Linked DNA regions of Homo sapiens: region 2 is linked to region 1. Evidence: chromatin loops called from intact Hi-C (ENCODE). Cell type or tissue: psoas muscle. All regions are shown on one strand.

Region 1 (2,500 bases):
GAGGAATCTTCAGGTTATAGAAGATGCACAAGTTTTTTTCTTAGTAGTTTTTTTGTTTTGAGTAAATATAGCGGTCTGGCGATATTTAATATAGATCCTTCCTAAATTACAAATGCATTCAGAACAAATATACCTTTCTCCTTTTTTATTATAAAACAGATACAAGGTAAAATTCAAATGCAGCAGTAGGGTGTCCTTTGAGAATCTTTTATGCCTGTGTGTATCCTTTAAAGTTTGGTCAACCACACTACTGTTTAGATTTCCTTTAATAACAAAAAGAATTATAGGCTTTTATGTTGATATGACTCAGTAAGCTAACTGCATCTGTTTTGGGTCACTTTAAAACACCTTTGCTTTTGAAAAGGAAAAGTTTCTTTACAGAATTGAGTATGTAACTCTTGAAGTTTACTCTTTCAAAGATTTGCTTTTCTCCTTTTTCCTTTCAGGAGCTGCTGCTCAAGAGGTCATCAAAATAATCACCAAACAATTTGTAATTTTTAATAATACTTACATTTACAGTGGCATGTCACAAACTTCAGCAACTTTCCAGTTGTAGAGTAAGCAAGCACCTTAAGTAGTGTGTTAATGATTGAAACTGTAATTGCCTTCGGGTTGTGCTTTAGTCTGTAAAATTCTAAAGGAGAGCTGCTAAATTGTTTTCTTAATAAACATTTTTCTCATTTGTAATAATGTAGTCTTGTTCTTTGTGGGGAGGGGAAAGGAGACAGTCATTTTCCTAGAAAATGAATCCTATCCATTTCTCACTGAGCATCAATATTGGCTTGCTATTTCAAAGTTACTTGTCATAGATTATCCTTGTGTTTTATTAGAGATAATTAAAAATTTTTTTTCTTACCATCTTCAATAATGAATTTAAGCCATGTGCAGATGTTAGCTATGGACATTTTAGGACCATCATCATTTGTTAAAATGAATAGAATTTAAAAAGATATTTCTGGATATGTAGTTTTCCCAGAAAACAAGACCATCCCCTTGTATGTAGTATTATCTTAATTAACTTGAGTTTTGGCTGCCTAACCTACTTCTTGAAATTTTATGGGGTCATTCTACTCATATTATATATACTCTTAAATTTAATCACATGGGACTAATAGCATTCACCAGCATATTAGAGGGCAAAAAAAAAAAGGAAGTAGTAGATGCAAACAGAGTGGAAATCCAGAATCCAGAAGTGGGGGCAGTTCCCGGTTTTGGGCTTGATGTATTAATACTTAGGGCTGAGGAACGTGGTCCGTGGTGCATGACTCTTAGTAGCTAAGGCCCCTAATCTGCTGCAACTGTCTCTGAGGCCAGCGTCTCTTAAGTGAGAACCTGTTAGATTTGCTAGGGTACCTCACAGGGACTTGGTTTTCCAGACGCTAATGTGTCAGCCATTCTTTGGCTGTTCTTCACTGTATCGGGGACCTTCCCCTCGCCTTCATCGCCTAGCAGTCCCATGGGCTGCATTTTACGGCAGAGGCGGCAAGGGACAGGCCTTGGCCCCACTCTGATCCTTTGGTCCAGGCGCGGAGAAGTCCTCCTGGACTGAACTCCGGAAGCCCCCTGGTGAGGTGGAGGCCTGGCTGCCCCTGTGGGGCTGTGGTGACGATTAGCGAGGTGCCCAACAAAAGGGAGAACACACAGCACAGATGCCAGGTGGAGGGGAGGTTGGGGCTTCGCCGTCCTGTGCTTCGCGGCCACCGTCCCATAGCCAGGCCTCGTCAACCGCGTGCACAGTCCCCTAATTTTGGGGCTAATGCTCGTCTGAGGTAAAAACCCTAAAAACCGGGGGCGGTGAGATTTCTCTTTCAAATTGTAGCTTTTTAAAAAATCTTGCGGCCGGGACACCGACCACCCCATTGCCCTTGGCAACCTAGGGCACCCGCGGAAGCGTAAGACACCTTGCAGGGGCGGCGGGGCTGCCGGCCGGAAGTCCCGCCCACGGACGTGAGCCTGGTCGGCTGGGCGGGAAACCCTGTCGTGCGTCGTGGCAGGTGAGCGGTGATGAAGAAAGGGCGGAAGCTCCCGCTTGAGGGTAGACGCCACGGCCTCCGCTCCCGCGCGTTGTTGTCCTGCCTTACCGCGCTTGGAAACTCTGTATGTTGGCGCCTGTGTAAGGCGGGTTGGGCCGGCCAGGATGTCTTACCGCCCCGTCAGGCCCTTAGCCCACGTGAGAAGGGTCGAGTTGGGGGGACGGGGCCTTTATGAGCAGGTGCCAGGCCCCGGCTGTAGTCCCCACAGCCCTTGGCGGGAAGAGACAGTCATCACGTGATGCACCATTTAGAGACGTGTAAAGCCTGGCAGTATTCCCCCCTATTTCACTTCTGACTCCCCAGGCGCCTCCCCAGGTGACTTTGATGTGTGGAGAGGGTGGGACCCACCGGTGAGGTCGTTTCCCAGGGCCAGGGCCGGGCCGCATGTCACACAGCACCTGAGCGGGGAGGGCCTGCTGAGGGTGCTGATGGCTCACGAGTGGCCCGCGCGGCTAACCAGTGTCCTG
Region 2 (2,500 bases), 70 kb after region 1:
ACCACTTTGGCCAGGCTAGTCTCAAATTCCTGACCTCAAGTGATCACCTACCTCAGCCTCCGAAAGTGCTGGGATTATAGCTGTTAGCTACTGCGCTCGGCGTATTTTTTAATTTTTTTTCTGAGACAGAGTCTGCTCTGTCACCCAGGCTGGAGTACAGTGGTGCAGTCTTAGCTCTTGTGCTCCTGGGTTCAAGCAATCCTCCTCCCTCAGCCTCCTGAGTACCTGGGACAACAGGTGTGCGCCACCACTTCCAGATTTTTGTTTGTTTGTTTTGAGACAGAGCTTCACTCTTGTCGTCCAGGCTGGAGTACAGTGGCATGATCTCGGCTCACTGCAACCTCCACCTCCTATGTTCAAGCGACCCTCCTGCCTCAGCCTCCCAAGTAGCTGGGATTACAGGCATGAGCCACCACACCCGGCTAGTTTTTGTATTTTTAGTAGAGAACAGGGTTTCACCATGTTGGCCAGGCTAGTCTCGAACTCCTGACCTCATGTGATCCACCCACCTCGGCCCCCTCAAAGTTCTGGGATTACAGGCGCGAGCCACCATGCCTGGCCATCTGGATAATTTTTGTATTTTTAGTAGAGACGGTTTCAGCATGTTGGCCAGGCTATTCTCGAATTCCTGACCTCAAGTAATCTGCCCTCCTTGGCCTCCCAAAGTGGTGGGATTACAGGCGTGAGCCACTGTGTCTGCCCACTTTTAATTAATGCTATACATTTGATAAGCTTTCCTATTAAGAATTTAATGTGATCATTTTATCATCAAATTACTTTTATCATACTGTCTTAGAAATATTTTTAAACTTTGCTTTTATGTAGAAAAGGTCAATTACCAAACAGGGTATTGTTTTATAGGCTACTGGTGTTTCCCATATGTTTATGTTTTGTGCTGTCCATGATAGAGAGGTGGTGTCTGTAGTCTTTTGAGTCCTGTTAACTATAAAAAGCCAATAGCAGTTGGTGCCGTGGTTCCACACCCTGGGGTGGAGGTGAGAGATGAGTTCCTGCCATCTTTTTTGGGATGGCCCATTAGCCTGTTGGCACCCATCCCTCAAAAGATGGGTTTAATGATAAATTTGGTCGCATGTAGGCATCTGTCTGGGAAGGAATCTGTGTACCTTGATACTCTGAGAGTGTTTTCCTGGGCTAACCTCAGAGCCAATACTTTACTTCTCAGGAAGTAATCTGTGGGATCAAGACAACAATTTACACGTTAAAAAATAAACTCTACAGCCCACTAGCATCAACATAGCTTTATGCTTTTGACTTCATTCATCTGCTACTATGACCTTTTTACTTTTTTATTTATTTATTTATTTTTACCAGTGTGCAGTATGCCTATGTAATACTATAAGCGTTTTAGTTTTTAAAATTGTAATGCTTTCTGTTGCTCATATATTGATCAAAAACTGATCAACCTATGAGTAGTACTTTGAGGTTGTATGTGTTCGATTTTGTCTCCTCCTGCAGTGAATTGATTTTTCTTGAGCAGATTGATTAGATGGAGCTGCCTTGATTTACACATCAGTGAAAGAAGAGAAAAACCTCGACTTGTTGTATAAGTATATTGTTCATAAAACATACGGTTTCCACTTCACCACACCTGCCTTAGTTGTGGAAAAGGATGCCGTTTTTATGTGAGTTATTTTGAGCTGATGCTTTGAAACTCTTCTTTTTAAAGTACATTTGCTTTTTACATTTTACCCCTTCAAGGAAGGTGCCTTCTGTCTGTGTCTTCTACAGCCAGCTCTCTCACTGCACCTTCTCTCTGTTCCTTTCCGGATTATGAGGCATCTGCCTGAGGGAAGTGGGTGGTGTGGTCAGGGGTGCTGCCTTTCTTCCTCGAGAGCAAGTTGCCAAAACCTAAGCCAGCCATTTTTGGCACTCACTGTCAACTCTGGTAAAATACTGGCTGGGGAGGGAATATAGGGAATTGTGCTTGGGGGATCCTGAATGTCTTCTATTAAAGCGCCTGCTTTATCTGTGTGTTGGCAGGGATGACTGCAAACATCCTCTCGGCATCTCTGTCAGCATGGGCTTTCGCTATATTAAGTGCTTACTGTGCTTCTGGCATTTCACATTTTGGGAGCCACCGGGATTGATTGTCCTCGATAGAGACTTGGATACCTGTTTTCCTAAGCTGGTGTCTTTCTCTCACTGGAGAATCATAGTGTTGCTGGATGCATAAATATGAAGCTGTGGTCTCTGACAAGACTTGTGTTAGCAGATTGATGTTCAGGCTTCAGTATCCTCCTGACTTAACAAACAATTACATTATTCATTCAGGAAACCTTATTCAGCACCCACTAGGTGCTCAGGTTCTCTGCAAAGGACACAGAAATGAATGATACGTGTTCCTTGCATATGGCACTGTCTAGAGGGGACATACACAGCTGAAGAAGGGAAGGGCAGTGATGGGGTTATGGAGGAAGTATGGCAGGGAAAGCAGGAGGGTGATGCTGGAAGACAAATGGTAGATCCCAGGCGGACTGGA

The links. Peaks named below come from ENCODE experiments on the same cell type or tissue, not always from the same donor. Only the 100,000 strongest peaks of a DNase experiment are listed, where the experiment ranks them.
Region 2: a loop joins it to region 1, with 2.0 times the contacts of the local background. A loop is called at or near these places in 3 of 110 quality-filtered maps.

The regions. Positions count from the first base shown.
Region 1 is chr16:66,801,065-66,803,564 of GRCh38, reverse strand. It overlaps TERB1 (telomere repeat binding bouquet formation protein 1), which reads left to right and starts at 1,981. Exons shown (of 19, transcript NM_001136505.2): 1 at 1,981-2,097. It overlaps NAE1 (NEDD8 activating enzyme E1 subunit 1), which reads left to right. Exons shown (of 20, transcript NM_003905.4): 20 at 447-687. The coding sequence ends at 556. In psoas muscle, no CTCF peak of the experiment used is centred here; no DNase peak of the experiment used is centred here.
Region 2 is chr16:66,731,482-66,733,981 of GRCh38, reverse strand. It overlaps DYNC1LI2 (dynein cytoplasmic 1 light intermediate chain 2), which reads left to right. Exons shown (of 13, transcript NM_006141.3): 7 at 1,508-1,643. Among named protein-coding and RNA genes, the nearest start is that of DYNC1LI2, 19 kb to the left of the region's middle. In psoas muscle, no CTCF peak of the experiment used is centred here; no DNase peak of the experiment used is centred here.